2 separate regions of the Homo sapiens genome follow, and region 1 is linked to region 2. A link is a loop called in an ENCODE intact Hi-C map of the cell type or tissue named here. Cell type or tissue: Caco-2. All regions are shown on one strand. Links, peaks and the distances in the headings refer to the core of each region. The heading gives the core; the rest is flanking DNA.

Region 1 (8,771 bases), core at 178-8,177, 97 kb after region 2:
TGGAAGACATTTCCCTGGTTAGTTTTACCTTAAGGGTTCCAACGGGTGTACAGTTCTGAGAGTGTAGAGGGACCCTTCTCATTTATGAGATTATGAACCCAAACTTCAAGGTCCTAAAGTTTTTGTTGTAGTCTGGATGGCAAGGACAGTCTTTCGCTGATGTTTTCGGAAGATCCAAAACATAAAAAGCTTTTTCACCTGCTGAAAATACACTGTTGCATAATAATCTACTGTTACAACATCAGCCCTCTCGCATGGGAAAGCTTTATACAACCAGAAAACATGCATGGAAAATAACAATTGAATGAAATCCCTTTATAAAAGGTTTAAATGGCCCACCAGGTGACCAAATGTACCTGAAGCTTTAATTGTTTTCCCAGGCATATAGGACCAAACACTGATAATAAACTATTTTAGTAATTTGTAAGTCACTACACCATTGTATTCAATCTGGATCATTTTATCTTTTCCATGATGAGTCATGGAATGCAGAACTTTTAATAATAAGAGCTTTAAGGACTCAGGAAGGACAAGAAGGCCATCTGGTTCTCCATGAGTCCATACTTAATCAACATTAGACTTCTATGCTCTTGAATACCAGTTTTTCCAAATTAGGTGCATAGCACTGACAAGGAAATTTAGTTATTCCTGTGGTTATTTAATTTAATTATTTAATTTGGTTATTACAATAACATAATAACCATACTTAGACATTAGAATTTTAGAAATCCCATGCAATTTTGGAACATATATTAGCATTATTCACAAAAATATAACCTAAAGAAGACTGAACATCATTTTAGCAATCCCATGTACCTAAAAATGTCAAATAATTCTGTTTACCTCTTTTCTGGATGTTTTCAGGGGCTCTCTGATCCATCCAAAAAGCCAGGCATTCAGAAAGAGAATTTTGAAACTGAAGTTTGACTTTGGAATTCCAGATTCCCATAAATTATATATTTTGCCAAAATGATGACTCAGAAATTTTAAAGAAGCAAAAACCTTTTGTAACCTTTTACAGGGAAAAAAAACACAATTTACTGTTCTTACATACCTTGCATGTAAAATTGTTTCTAGTAGTCATAATTGCATGTTACAAAGGCAACTCTTAGCAATTTTAACATAAAACCTGGAAAGTTATGTTCTGAAAAGGTTTGACTATCTCCAGCATAGCTAGAGAGATGTGGCCAACTCCACATGTCCCCAGGCCTTACCTAGCTGGAAAGCAGGCAAGTTAAACAATTTTCAAAAGCCAAAGAAACAGTTTATGACTTTAAAGTATTTAGAAAACCTAAGATTTGAACATAATTTAGACCACATGTTTACATTTTGAAGACATTTGTATTTTACCAATAATCTTTAAAACTGTTTATTTCCCAAAAGATTACTCAAGTCACATGAACTAAATAAAAGACATTATGTTTTTCACTTTTCTGACAAAGTATTTGATTTAAGCTCTTATTATTAAACAAATTAATGTAAAACTTTACAGAGGAGATAAACAGGTGACTTATACCTTTTATTTAACCAGTTTACATAGAGAGAAAGAGGCCAGAGACTGGCTGGTAAGAAATTCTTACCCTTTTGCTGGCATGCCAGGTTCCTGGGCTCTCTCTCCCTGAGCAGCCCTAGTGACCCTGCTTGACTGTATGCAAACAAACACATTGCCATGAGTTAAGAATATTCACAGTTTACAAATTTTGGACCAATTAGGCAGAGAGAGAGAAATATGATTCAAATTCCATTTATGAAAGTATGCTCAATACACTTAAAGTATCAGGAAGCCTAAAATCCAAAGTTAGTTTAAGGTTAAAAGTCTGATGTGCTCTATCAGTTCTTGTGGGCCAAAGGTAGCCTAGGAATTTAAGATAAATGAAGAGTAAACAGCAAACAAATGAAAACTAGAAGCTAAAACAAACAGGAAACCAACCCTAAATTTTTCTACTTAATTTACCCTGAAGACTACAGTGTTACCTAGGGTCTCAGAAAACCCACATAATAAGTATTTTATTCCTAATACACAATTAAATACCCTTACGTTCACCAATATTGTCATATCTCCTGTGCAATCAAGAAATTCACTTTAGGCACATGACCAATAAGTACTCTAACACTATCCACACAAAATGGCAAATATAGTGTGAAGCAATGCAGGCACGTATATGAAACTTGGCCTCACACTAAATCCAGCTTCATGCTTAACTATATTAAAAAATGAATTGCCAAACTGCCAATGCATTTCTCTTTTTTTTTTTTTTAGATGGAGTCTCGCTCTGTTGCCCAGGCTGGAGTGCAGTGGCATGATCTTGGCTCACTGCAACCTCCATCTCCCAGGTTCAAGCGATTCTCCTGCCTCAGCCTCCTGAGTAGCTGGGATTATGGGTGCACACCACCACACCTGGACACTTCTTATTTTACTTTAATTTACTTTAATCAAGATTAAGAGCTTTAACTATGAAAGTGTTAATTAGCCAAATGTCTCCAATTCTCTACCAGGTTTTAAAAAACATTTTATTAGGCTGGGCGAGGTGGCTCACGCCTGTAATCCCAGCACTTTGGGAGGCCAAGGCAGGTGGATCATGAGGTCAGGAGATCGAGACCATGGTGAAATCCCGTCTCTACTAAAAAATACGAAAAAATTAGCCGGGCGCGGTGGCAGGCGCCTGTAGTCCCAGCTACTTGGGAGGCTGAGGCAGGAGAATGGCGTGAACCCAGGAGGTGGAGGTTGCAGTGAGCCGAGATAGCGCCACTGCAATCCAGCCTGGGTGACAGAGCGAGACTCCATCTCAAAAAAATATATATTTTATTATTTAAACTTTTTCCACATCTTTCTCCCCTACTTAATAACTCCTAACTACACTGTTTCATAAGTAACCTTTGCAAATCTGTAATTTGAACTAACTTTTAGATAACTTCTGAATTAGACAAAATTATTCTTTTTTCACTAATAACATAACCCTTTATGGCACATTTTGTATACAGAATTTTTGTCCTTAGAACTAGAATTTTTATCCTTAGTAACCTAAAACTTTAGTGAAACCCTAAAAAGCAAGAAATCCTGACCTATCAGATATGAGCATTTATAGATCAGAACTATTCCACAATTTTAGAAACATATTTCCCATATCATAATCCTTTCTTAATTGGAAATGACCCAGATATTAAATGAGCATCAAAAATAAGTTTAAGATTTTAATTTACACAAAAAGTTAACCTAAAATATTTATCCCATTCACTGTACTTAATTTTTACTTTTTTTTTTTGTAACAGAGTCTCACTCTGTGGCCCAGGCTGGAGTGTAGTGGTGAGATCTTGACTCGCTGCAACCGCTGCCTCCCAGGTTAAAGCGATTCTCCTGCCTCAGCCTCCCGAGTAGCTGGGATTACAGGCGTGGGTCACCATGCCAGGCTTTTTGTATTTTTAGTAGAGACAGGGTTTCACCATCTTGGCCAGACTGGTCTTGAATTCCTGGCCTCAAGCAATCCGCCTGCCTCGGCCTCCCAAAGTGCTGGGATTACAGGCTTAAGCCACTGTGCCTAGCCCTAATTTTCACTTTTAACAAGGGAGACATGAACCATCAATCCACATAGGTAAAATGAACATTGATTTGTTTGGAAAGGCAGGACAAATCGAGTTGGGGAGGGAGTTTGAGGACTTTCAGATCACAGGTAGGTGGGAGACAAACAGTTGCATTCTTTTGAGTTTCTGATTAGCCTTTCCAAAGGAAGTAATCAGATATGCATTTATCTCAGTGAGACTTTGAACAGAATGGGAGGCAAGCTCACCCCAAGCAGTTCTCAGCTTGAAATTAACACTGACATTTAAAAATATCTAGCAAAGACAAACATAAAATTCAGACAAAATGTATGCTGACAATTCCGAAGGCATTTCTATTTTTATTCCACCAAAAATTTAAAGCTAGCTTGTTCAGTAAAGTTATACTTTAAGTCACGTGAACTTGAAAAATGCTTAGACTTATTTTACTTATAAGCCAGTTTGGTAGACACAACATATAACAATAAGTGTACATACAAATAAACACATCTAGACATGTATGGACACACATAAACGAAGATCCAATAGCTTGGAACCTCAGCCATGAGACAGCAATATGAGCTTGCCAGTTTTACTTCGCCCCAATAGATAATCCAATGAAGGCTGTGAACCAAAATTTCGGGTAAAGCAGTCTCCATGGCAGTTTCATTTTTAGGGGCCAAACCTCCCCAGACTCCAAAGAGTACTCGGGCCAAATAGTACCAAAGGAGGGTGTCACATGTTAACTAGGCCCCCTGCTTAGGACAGCAGCACAAGAGCCTGGATACATGCAATGCCATCCCACTACCGAGTAGACCGTAAACTCCAGATTCAAAACAATATTGGGGCCAAAAAGCATTGCAATGATGAGAGAAAATTCTAAGGAGGGTTTAATACTTTTAATACTAGACCTCAGAACCTATGCCAAGAGCATCCTCTTTGGAGGGGTTGAGGTACACTGGATCCCCCAGAGTGTCCTCCTGTGGGGTCCAATCTTAGTGTCAGTAGTCTCTGACCTTAGGTGGGCACTGGTGCCACTTTACATGCTTTCCCTCCAGAGCCTACAATGAGCTTTCCTTTGGTACCTGGGTGTAATTCCCAACTTTCAGCATTCTTATAATTTGATAAAGCCACACCTTCCCATGCTTCCCATTCCATGAACTTTAATGATAGGAACTGAAGTTTGGGTGGGTTTCTTTTGCCCTTAGCCAGGTGAATAGGGGAAAGGAAGAATTTAGCATAAGATAAGAAGGTATAAATAGCCTGAAAAATGTGCAAGTTTGCTATGAGCTGCACCACATGTAGTGATCAGTGACCAAGGGCAGAAAAGATTAAAAAAAAAAAAAAAAAGAGTCCTTCCCGCTCTGGGCAGGGCAATTATTTCCATTCATTCCTAGGCCTTTAGGGAATACCAGGTAGGGACCCCAGCCGACTGCCCTCAATTTCCAAGGAGCTACTAGGAAACAGCTGCTGAAAGGCTGAAAAAGAAAGAGAGGACAAAAATGAAAAAGACCCAGGTCCCTCAAGTTATCTGGGTGGTGGCAGTTAGGCTTCTCCTCATGGAAACCCCTTAATTTCATTGGCCATGGCCAGAAACCTGCAGTTGCTTCCACGTTTAGGTACTTCCCACCAAAAGTCCTGAGTTGGAAAGGAGAGAGAGAGAGAGAGAGAGAGATTGATTCCCCAGTATGCAGCAAAAGGGAAAAGGAGACAGGAGAAAACTAAGTCCCAAACTTAGGGCTTACCTCCTCCTCCTGGCTGGATCACCAAAACATGTGACCAGGGGAGGGTGTCCAGGTTCTTGGTGTCTTGAAGAAAGAATTGGACAAAATGCACAAAGTAAGGAAGGAATGCAGGGATTTATTGAAAATGAAAGTACACTCCACAGTGTGGGAGTGAGCCCGAGCAAAGGGGCTCAAGGGCCCCATTAAAGAATTTTGGGGAGCTTAAATACCCTCTAGAGGATTCCATTGGTTACTTGGGGTAAGCCCTATGTAAATGAAGAAGATGAAGTAAAGTTACAAAGTCATTTACTTGGCCTATACCCTATAGAGATGATATTTCCTGTCATAGCTGAAGTGTGAATTGGCCTTATGTTCCCTGCCTCGGGACCCCATTTTCCTGCCTCATTGTCTTGAGGGATTTTCATTGTTCACAGTTACTGTTTCATATTATGCAGAATCAATTTGCTTAGACATGTCTTATGGGCCATTTGAGTGTTTTTTCATATTCAAAGTAATAAATATCACTTCTCAAAATATTTTGATAAAATAAGGGACAGAGGAAGTAGGGGACAAGTTCCATGGAGTACATTTCCCAAGGAGTATTTTATTGGGGAAATACCGTATGTGAGTAATTTTCTTTAGGACATATTACATATAAGAAATTGGCTCTCCTAAAAGATTGATGATATTTACAGTGCTACTGTCAACATGTAAGTATATCTAAATTACACACAATTTATCTTTATTATTTTAAATAGGTGAATAACGATATCTATACATAACCTTATTGCTTTGGGCTGTTCAGTATCTTTCTCACTGTTCTAGTAATAGTCAGAGGTTTTGCAAAATCAGTATTTCCCTACTCTACATCCACATGGTTCGAGTAGGCCAACCTACCACAGGCTCTTCCCTAAACATTAAACATTGACCTGAAGACTAAAAATGACTCCAACTGATTTACGCTGGTGGATGCACACTCGGTAAGATTGTGTTTTAGTTTCAATAGCAAGATCCCCAGAGCTGTATTACTCTTGGCCTTTACTGAGCCTACTTCAGTAGCTTTTCTTTGACTATACGAGCCCCTCCACATAATATCCAAACAATTCTTTATTTGCTTAAATTTCTGAGAGTAATTCCATTGTTGAAAAAAAATTACTGGTTCTTATACAGTATTATTTTTATTTGCTTTTTATTTTTTATTTGTTAATGAGAACATGAGTTTCCTTTATACTTTGAACTAATCCACTTTTTTTACTCAACTCAACTAGCATATTTTGGGCATTCTATTAATTGTTTTGGGATAAAAACACTAGTGTGTTGTAAATTCTGACTCAAAAAGCTTACAAAATACTTGTGTAGACAAACATGTAAATATCTAACAAAAAGCTATACATTTCAATTGAACTTTTTTTTCTATTTTTCAAGTATAATTGGTCAATTAGATTAACATAGCTTAATACAGTCTTTGCATTTGGATAATTGCTATTCTCTGTTATGTTATATTTGTAAGTATTTTCCTGATTTATTTGCTTTTCTTTTAATATTTATTTTCATTATATTTTATTGTATACATATACCAGAATATAATATATAGCCATCCTTCTGATTTATTAAAAATATTGTATGTATCTTCATTGTAAGAATGATTTTTTATTATTTTGTTTTAATATATATATTATGTATTTATCCAGCATACATTATGACATGTGGTATCGGATCTATTTCACATTGTCCCCATTCTCATATTTAATTATACTAATATTTGCTTAATGAAACACTTTCTCATTGCTGATTTTATCTCTTTGCTTAAGCTTAGTATAAAAGTTTGAATTAATTTTTTGAAACATTAATTTTTGGAAAACAGATTATTGTCTTTTCTGTTGAAATATAATACTGCACATGTTAGAGAAGTTAAATTTTTAATATACTTCAAAAATTTTGAAGGGCATGTCTACTGCCAATACCTTAAAAAAAAGAAAAGAACTTTTGCTTGCTTTTCCAGCAGGAGTTTACTTTCTTTGATGCAAGTTTTATGAAATGTATCACAAGAATGTTAACTAGAAACGGACTTGTCTATATATTAACTCAGGGGTGCTGTCATCCTTACCATATTTAGTCTTCCCAGCAACGATCAAAATCTTATAATTATTCATGTCTTTATCTTTCTTAATTTTTTCATTAGTGTTTTATAATTGGTTTTGAATAAATAGCCTAGCTTAAGTTAAATTAGTCTCAAACCAATTCTATTCACCATTGAAAATAAAGCTCCTTTTATTTTCATGTTTCATGTTACTTGCATACAATAATATAAATGACTTTTAACAATTAATGGTATACATTCCAAACTTGCTTAATTAATTTATTACCTAAAGCCATTTTTAGTTCTTTTCCTTATGCTTGTATTTATGCTAACTATACAGATTTATATTTTTAATTTATCAATTAGTGTAATTTAAAATTACTTACAGGCCAGGCCCAATAGCTCATGCCTATAATTCCAATACTTCGGGAGCTCAAGGCAGGATGAATCGCTTGAGCCCAGGAATTTGAGACCAGCCTGGCAACATAGTGAGACCTTGTCTCTACAAAAAAAAAAAAAAAAATTTAAAACTAGGATTGCTTGAGCCCAGGAGGTCAAGGCTGCAATGAGCCATGATCCTGCCACTGCACTTCTGCCTGGGTGACAGAGCTAGACTCTGCCTCAAATAAAATAAAATAAAATAAAATAAAATAAAATAAAATAAAATAAAATAAAATAAAATAAAATATTACTTATCGATTTCTGAATCAGGAATGTATCTTGGATTTAAGATTTTCCAATAAACTGCTTATATCCAATAAACTGCTTGAAAGCTTTTTAGTGTTAACATATTAATTGCAATGCATCCTAAGTGAAATGACAATTTCATTTCAAAAGTGAAAGTGAAACTTCAGGCTAGGCGCGGTGGCTCAGCCTGTAATCCCAGCACTTTGGGAGGTCGTGGCAGGCAGATCACTTGAAGTCAAGAGTTCAAGACCAGCCTGGCCAACATGGCAAAACCCTGTCTCTAGTAAAAATACAAAAATTATTCGGGTGTGGCGGCGCAGGCCTGTAGTCCCAGCTACTCTCCTTGAACCCAGAAGGTGGAGGTTGTAGTAAGCCAAGATCATGCCACTGCACTTCAGCCGGGGTGACAGAATGAGACTCTGTCTCAAAAAACAAAAACAGAAAGTGATACTGAAATGTCACTTTTTCTGAACATTATATTTTATACCTGAATTTTCTCTACTCTGTCCTCACCATTTTCTTTGTCATCTAGGTTGAAATTCTTAGAAATTTCTTGTTTAGTTCTAAGTCCACATTCCATATAGCTAATTATTTGCTAAGTCTTAAGGATTCTTTCTTTACAGTGTTTTTCCACATATACCTTCATGTTTACTTTAACTGTCAACTCTTATTTAGAGACTGCAGCAATTATTTTGAACTAATTTCCATTCTCCTTTAATCTCCGTGCTACATTTCATCCTAGATAT
Region 2 (8,771 bases), core at 547-8,546:
TGGCAGAGCAATATATATTCTTTTGGGTATTCTTTTGGGTATATATCCTGTAATGTGATTGCTGGGTCAAATGATATTTCCGTTTCAGGTTCTTTGAGAAATAATTGTCACACTCCTTTTCAGGGCAGCTGGACTAATTTACAGTCCCACCAGCAATGTATAAGGGTTCCCTTTTCTCTGCAACCTTGCCAGCATCTGCTATTTTTTGACTTTTTAGTAGCAGTCATTCTAACTGTTATGAGATGGTATCTCATTGTGGTTTTGATTTGCAATTCTCTAATGATTAGTGATGTCCAGCATTTTTCATAACTTTGCCTTTATTTATGTATCCTTATCACCTAAAAGATACCACACATTTACCAGGTGTTCAGAAAAATGTGTATTGAAAGAGAGAGATAAAAGAAAAAAGTTAAAGCAAATAAAGAAAGATCCAAGAAGCTTATTAATGGTAGTATTTTCACATATTTGCTGTGAAGTATGAGACAAAGGTTAGGGAATAAAAACAGCTCTTACTACACAGCAAAAGTATGCATAGATGTTGATACTTTTTCCTTCGCCTCTGTTGGTATAATTGCAGAACTTTTAAGTAGTTCAATAGGGAATTCAGGATTACTGTATATTTTGTTGGGAGAAAAAAAATGTGAGATAGTTAATTTGTAGCTTTGGATAAATTATGTATTCTAATCTTGGTGCTGATTATTGCAAAATAATCATTGTGCTATAGTGTGCTAAAATATTAGTTGAAAACTAATTGTTGTGAACTTTTTATCTGCACCCGGTGAGATTCCTATGAATGACTAAAAGGCTAAGCAGGGCAAAATTGTTTAGTTAGTTAGCAAATTAATCTATAATGCATAAAATGCAAGCTTCTGCAAAGCTCAACCTTTTGGCTAAAGATTTTAGGTCACCACATTCCATATTTTGATCTCCATGACATTCAGATAACTGGTTGAAATGTTAAAAATTCAGTCAATGCTGAAGTTGTTTGTTTATACCTACCTCATGCCAAACATCTAGTTTGACATTTGGTACTGAATTGTCAGAATTGATCATTTGTCTTGACATCAGGTGGTTACACTGATACACGTCTGATACACACATGCATGTGCACACACGCACAAACATGTACACAAACAGCGATGGCTTTTCTGCTTTATAATAAGTTTTATTCATTGTAGGAAATAACAAAATCCAGGTAATTGTGAATGTAACTGGTTTCTGGCATGAGTTCACCTTCTTAGGTTTCAGGCAGAAAGTAATTTTATAGTTTTCTGTTAATTTCAGTTTCTGAAACAAAATGCTAGGGTAATCCCATGCTTTTAAGATAATTTTTAGTAAGTACAAATTCTTTTGGTCACTATTAGTTGCCAAAACATGTTCCTTTCAGTAGTAAATCCCCATCTACTGCATAAATGAAAATTCCAGATTCACATCTTTCTTGGAATGTTCTCATCCCCCATGTGCCAGCCTGCCTCTGAGTGGACAGTGGATCTTGAGGCAAAGGCAGAACTGGCTTCTGTATTGCTCCGACTTCTCTCCTAGCCTACAACTGCTTCTGACACCTACATGGTTAGGCTAGAACAGCAAGTGAAAAGAACAAGCTTTTCATTATCTGAATCAATTGCAATCTGGGATCTGGTTTGTGTGTGTGTCAAATGGACAATTTCTAGCTCTTTCTTTCATGGGAAAGGGACTGCTGAGATGTCTTTGATGTGGGTCTGCCTCCCCTGAGGGTGGTTGCTCAGCCCTCTCCTCAGCCCTTCTGGCAGAACTACTTCCGTTGTGCTCTCTTTAGTCCCAGTGGTCATTGTTGTTAGTGTCTCTTATAAAGTGATTACAGACAGCCTCTCTGTTGCCGGGTCCACATTTGGACCCTGGAAAACATTCGCCATTGCCTACTCATCAGCGGAAGTGCAACATTCGTCTAGGTCAGCACTTCACAGTTGTTCCTTCCCAGACATGAGAAGTGCCAGCCACGTAACCTTTCCTCCTGACTTCTAAAGGGTGAGTCAAATGGCAGTCCCTATGTTCTGCAAATTCTAAGATCATTGATCAAACTCTGAGTGATCTTGTTGAAGCTCCCTTCACCTGAGGCAAAAGGAAGCCACCTCCATGTGCGGAGCACATGAAGTCTCTCAAAATATTTCCTTTTCCCAGCCTCCTAAACACCAATCTCTTTCATGAGCCATATCTTGATGACAGACCAGTTCTAGCCGAACTCGATTTGGACTACACGTTTTGCAAATCCTGGAGAAGAGGTGCAGCAACTCCTCATGATGCAATGTTTGTAGAATTGATTGGTTGTTCATTTTAGACTCTAGAGTCTCTTTGAAAAAAATGCTGAACAAAGAAGAAAATTCACATTTAGTATCCAATTGCATAAAGAAAACCACAAAAATTACTATCCAAATACAAATGTTACTTATTTTTCATTCTTTTTCTCTCCTTTAATACAAACACAATTGAATTAATATTTTAGGTAGGGTTATATATATCATTTGTTGTTACTCATTGTTGCTTATGAGGTCATGAGCATTTCTCCACGTTGCTAAATATTCATCCAAAGTGGAAATATTTAAATAATCGAATAGTATTATTGGGTTTTGTATATGGGGATCAGATAACTTCTTTCTAGTTCGTAATTGCTGGGCTGCGTGGAGCCATGCCTTGACCTGTTAAAGAGGATATGTCTACAATCCGAAATTCCTGAGCATTGACTGAGCTGGGCCAGTGACTACTACTGGTTCTCTGCATTGGCTCACTTGGGAAGGAAATGAGTGGTTTTTAAGTATAGCTGGGAGAATGAAATGGAAATGTAAGCTATTTCTCTTTTCTTCTAATCTGGAACAAAATTACATTTTTGAGCCTCTTTAACAGGTAGATACAGCTGTGGGAGTAAGGCGTGGGTAACAGAATGTAGGCAATCTGTCCCATAAAAACCTCCTCGATGATCTCTACTGTCTTGTTTTCTCCATTCATGTTTGTTAGAGTTCCAAGCTTAAAGCCGTATTAGATGACTTTGTGTTGAGCGTAGTAGAACTTTTTTTTTTTTTTTTTTTTTTACCTTTTTATAGCAGGCTCCTGTTACAGAGCAAATAGGCTTATAGCCCAATGCTCACAGAAATTAATACCTATGGTTCTGGCTTTCAAGAAAAGCTGTATTGCAAAAACAGCCAGTTGAAAGGCTAATGTTGAGCTTAAATATATGTACCCAATTTGAAGTGTGGGGCACATTTTAAGAGATCAGAGGTCAAGAGAAAGGATTTAGGAATGTTGGCTTGGCAGGGTCTGATTAGAGGGCTTCAAATTTGACCACTTACAGTAAGGTATGTTGAGGCAGATCTTACCGCAGATCTTCTGGGCCAACAGACTCCTCACTTCTGAAAAAGTTCTACCATTCAGGCTCCAGTCATGTATCAATCTTCTTGGCTCTGAGGGGAAGAATCATTTATTCCAGGTGTTGTTAGAAGTAAAAGCTTTTGCTATTGCGCATGCCCAGGCTGCATAACACAGTTTTTAGCTCTGTCTTATTGAATGATAATTTTTTTTTTGTATTTGAAAATAACCCAACCCTAAATCAACAGAGATCTCCAAATGAAGAAAGCAATACTTTTGCATCAATTTACCTTTGCACTGCTTCTCAGTAAACTTCGTTTCCTGGAATTCTTATAAATAAGCAGGAATATATTGTGATATATTGGCACTGTGAATTACCAATCATTATAGTTAAGAGCATATTCTAACAATAAAATGTAAAAATAATTGGCCAGGTAAAATAAATGTAGGGTTATTTTTAAACTAAATTAAAAAAATAAGACATTTGTTTAAGAGATTTATCTATGTTAAAAAACCAAGGGTGGCATAAAATATAATTTTGGAATAATAACTTTAAAATTTGAATGTGATAAAATTAAAATTTGAATGTGATAAAAATAGGCATGTTAGCAATATTTGAACTTCAGCCAATCTCTGATGATTTTGTAAGTAAAATTTTTAAAAATTAAGAAATTTACTTAAAAATAATTTATTTTGTTTTATGTGGAAACTACAAGAATTTTTATTTGAATCCAAATTTAGCCTAGTAGATTGTCATTCAGCTAATTATAGGAATACATTTGTGAGTTATGGGAGAGTTCTTGGATTAAAATAGAGATTCTGTACTACTAACATACTGACTGAACAATTATAACTCTTGGTTGGGGGTCAGAGATTTAACAAGAAGTGAACTTAACTTTATCAACAGTTTAAAGCTAAGTTAAATATTAACAATTTATATTTTTCAAAATTCTTATTGTCTTGCTGATAAAAATTACAGAACTATCAGAATGAATTTTCCACATCAGCCACAAGAATGACCTTCCGGCATACAAGACACTTCTTCCCATGTAATGCAAGGGAAAAAAAAGTTCAGGTAAGGGAGTTCTCCCTAGAAACCACGTAATCTCTGTCACTTCCACTTTCTGTTTGGAAGGAGTTCTTATATATAAATTACCTGGTATTTCACAATGTGATATTGCCACATCTCATTGGTATGGGCAGCCAAACCTGCTCTGACAGGTGAACAAAGATTCTATACTACCTAGTGACTGAATGAACTAAATTGTGTCTGTTGAGGGTCAAGGATTGAATGTTGACATAGAGATCTAACCAGAAGTGAACTAACACAGACTTAAGAAACCAAGAGAGGGTAAAAATGGAAGCTGTGAAACCACAGAAACCATGGGTAAGCAAAAGCCACAAGGGGGAGCAATAGGGGAGAGAGAGTAGGTGATCACTGAAATTGTCAGTAGACATAAAAGCAGAAACAGAATAATTGAATCACTGCAAAGGAAACTATAGAGCTCTAGGCATTGAACACCTGCTGGTGAGGTGAGAACATGATTACTAGGTAGCTAGAACTGAATACAACCTGGAAAGAATTATATAACTTCATTACACATGAAGTCATGCAGCCATTGAGACTCTAAAGTTCTCTCTTACTTCTCTGGTGGTGCGGAGGTGGCTTTAAAACAATGCCTCATTAGCTGCAATTATGTACACACATCTCTTTTACTCAGAACCCATCTGACAATTCTAACACAAATGGCTAGAATGCTTTTGAGTAGTCGTTTATTTCATGATAAATTATTGTAATTATACTCATTCATTCTTGATTATAACAAGTCAGAACATTTATGTTTCAATTGTTTTATTATTATTCTGTCTTGTGAAAATTTTTATATTTCTTTCATAGATGAGATAACAGAGATAGAGAGGTTGAATACCTTGCCCAAATATCTCTGGCAAGTAAATGGAGAAGAAGGGTAAATGCATGAATATAAGTGCATATGATTTTTGCAAAAAATGAGAACATACTCCTCAATTTGTTCCATAAATTGCTATTTTACCAATTATGTTATATAGTTATTCTTCCATGTAAGTATACATGTTTCTTCCTCAGACTTGTTAACTGTTGAATAGTATTTCATAGCATTGAAACACTGGAATTTGTTTAACCATTTCTCTACTTACGGCTTATTTATTTCCAGCTTTTTATTCCTGGAGATGTAGCAGGATATCAAGTGATGGCTTATTTATTTGCAGTTTTTCATTCCTGGAAATGTAGCATGATATCAAGTGAGACTTTTCTCATGCCTAGATACAAATTCACAATCTATGGAAAACTATACTATAGAAATCTGGGACTAGTCTTTCTCTTAAAATGATTTAGAGGTGGCCCAATCCTTCCTTAGAATGAGTACTAAATAGGAGGAGAAAGAAAGAACATTGTAATTGTGAGTTGTCAGCCTGCCAAAGAATACTGAAACTTTTCCTTCATAAATTGGGAGTATGCTCATATGATTTTGCTTACCCTTGGTTTCTGTGATTTCACACCTTCCATTTCGCCCCCTCTCTTGGTGTCTTTGAATCAGCATTAGTTCACTTGCTGTTAGATCTCTATGACAACATTCAATCCAAGTTGAGTGAGAAAAGTCCAACATTTAATCCACGTTGAGGGAGAAAAAAGTCCAAAAATCCAGAAGGATTCTCTGAATTTGAAGATGCCTGAGGAAGGGAAAATGAGCATCCCATTCACAGCTGTACATCTGCAAACATTCAGGTCCTCAAGCCCACTCCTTGCCAGCACCAGCCTTCTTTATAAACCACGATGTAAAAAGAGTTTGCCCTGACAAACATACTTGTCAACGGTGGTTGATTTAAAAATGCCAATGGACCATCCAGGATAAGAAAGAAAGTAACCAGTAAAGAGGGATAAGTAAATGCCAATAAGATACAAATATTTTATCAATATTTTGTATTTTTCAGTACTCTACCCTGCTCCATTACCAGAAAAGAAGAATGTAAAGGGGACTTAAAGAGTAGATAATGCCCCTCCACCATCTGAGTACCTCAAGCCATACTTTAACCTGTTCTGAGAAAGGGTAGGACATAGTCTTATAATTGGATTTGAGATACTGGCATTCAGTGCGATAATATAACCCCTCATTCAGATCATCTTTCCCACTGAGAGCAACTACAAACTCCAGACAAAACAAAACAAAAACAACTAGCTAAGTATTCAGTGATTCAGTGGAGTCAAACTTAGATAAATGACAAAAAAGTAGTCAATTTCCCATTTTCTTGCAGTTTTTCCCTGCAGGCTGACCACAGACACAGAGCAGCTCATCACAGGCAGCTAATTTTGCTAAAAACCTCACTTACTTTCTGGACATAGAAAAAAGGAAAAGGATCCTGGACAACCATGGCCAGCTGTCAGAAAGTGAGGGGAATTCTCACAGGAGAGAAAAAATGGAGGATGAGATCCCATGATTCTGCATATGCACACAATCTCAAATTGATCCATAAACCACATCATTGGGGACGAACTCAAATCAATCACTTCAGCAAAGGCTTAAATAATAGGATGGAGATTCGAACAAGCATCCACAGAAGATGAGACTGAGCTAACAGAATGACTTGAAAAGATGAATTATTAGCTAAAACAAAAGCATCAACTTAGAGGAATATAAAAGATCCTGGATTGAATACAACATACTATCCACAGTGCCATAGTCCAAAATTATCAACGTTAAAACAAAATGAAAGTATATGTCATGACAAAGATTTGGAAACGTGTTTATAGGCCTTTCATTTACAATAACAAAAAAATTGGAGATAACCCAAACATCTATCAATGTAAGAACATAAAATCAAAGTATGTTCAATAGAATACTGAAAAAGTCTGCCTGTGCCAAGTGTTGGTAAAGATGTAGAGCAACTGGAACTCTCATATATTGCTGGTGGGAATGTAAAAGAGCCCAGCTACTTTGAAAAACAGCTTGGCAATTTTATAAAAATTTAAACATATGCTTATTACATGTTTATATGAAACCCAGGCATATTTATCCAAGAGAGATGAAATCATATGTCTCTATCAATTTTTGTAGATAAATGTTTACAGCTACATTATTTGTAAAAGCTCAAAACTGGAAATAGCCCAAACATCTATCCACAAATAAATGTATCAAAATGTTTTCCATAGAATGAAATACTACTTGGCAATAAAAAATGAATTATCAACACATGTAACAACATGGATGAATCACAAAATAATTACGCTAAATGAAATAAGTCGGATACAGAAAGCACACATAATATATGATTGCATTTACAAGAATTTCTAGAAAATGCAATCTGACCTATGTAGATCAGTAATTGGCTGGGGACAGGAGTGATGGGAAGATCAGGTTGATTGCAAAGAAGAACATGGAAAATTCGGGGGAGTGAAAGAAGTGTGTACTGTCTTGATTGCAGTTATTTCACAAGTGTATCGCATATTCCAAAACTTACCCAATTATGTACTTGACATATATAGTTTATTGTACATAAAATATAGTTCAATCGAGTAATATAAAAATGTAGATTTGAGATAAAATTTAAACTGTAATTAACTGGAAAGTTCTGGACATGTCCTGGTTGTAATGAAAGGGACTGCTACTCAGCTGGCAAAAGAAATTGAGTGCAGTGTGATTAGAAGTAGTAAAGAAAAATACTACTGTTTGATGGTTGTAGCCCAGAAATTTCAAACTGCTAGATGCCCTAGATATCCAGATACTTCACTCATGACCTTTACTCATGTTACATCTTGATAAATACTGCCAAATAGCCCTTCCAAACAGTTAAACTAATTTTAAAGTCTGACAAGAAATGCTTGTGACTGCTCACTTCCCCCTCTGCATCATCATTAATACTAAATAGTTACAATCTCTTTATGGAGCGAGATGATCAATGAAAAACTTAAAATAAAATGCAAAGTAGGAGCCAAAAGGAATAGAGAAATCCAAAACTTGAAAGGTCATAAGAGAGGGAGAAAAAGTGAGGGAGAGAAGCTTTCCAAAGAGTCAATGTAAATAATGTCAAATGCTGTAGAGAGGTCAAAGTTTCTATTTTATTTAAGAACACGTAAGCTGTCAATGGTTTGGATGAAAGCAATTTCAGCTATTGGTGGTGAGAACAGAAAGTTGATTATCATTGTTGAGGGGTAAATGAGGTGAATGAGAGGAAACATAGTCAGTTTTACTGTTTTTTGTTTCTGGAGGATTTTTTTTTAAAGAATTTTACTGTGAAGGGAGAAGATAGTCACTACAGTATAAATGTTATTTTTTTTAATTTAAATTTTTGGAAGCGGTTTTACTTTGCAAATGACAGATACTTGAGTATGTTAAAACATTCATGAGAAACTTAATGGCAAGGTCATTTTTGTGACAGGAAATAAGAGAAATTTGATGTAA

The links. Peaks named below come from ENCODE experiments on the same cell type or tissue, not always from the same donor. Only the 100,000 strongest peaks of a DNase experiment are listed, where the experiment ranks them.
Region 1: a loop joins it to region 2, with 3 times the contacts of the local background. A loop is called at or near these places in 2 of 110 quality-filtered maps.

The regions. Positions count from the first base shown.
Region 1 is chr14:46,583,423-46,592,193 of GRCh38, forward strand. It overlaps LOC124903309 (a long non-coding RNA gene), which reads right to left and starts at 2,231. Exons shown (of 11, transcript XR_007064146.1): 1 at 844-2,231; 2 at 29-156. In Caco-2, for the core only: no CTCF peak of the experiment used is centred there; no DNase peak of the experiment used is centred there.
Region 2 is chr14:46,485,877-46,494,647 of GRCh38, forward strand. All of the region lies in intron 3 of LINC00871 (long intergenic non-protein coding RNA 871), which reads left to right. LOC124903309 (a long non-coding RNA gene) reads right to left here. Exons shown (of 11, transcript XR_007064146.1): 8 at 5,852-6,045; 9 at 5,512-5,593; 10 at 3,321-3,431; 11 at 1,145-2,340. Among named protein-coding and RNA genes, the nearest start is that of RPL10L, 160 kb to the right of the region's middle. In Caco-2, for the core only: a CTCF peak has its summit at 4,715 (motif pointing right); a DNase peak (open chromatin) is centred at 4,735.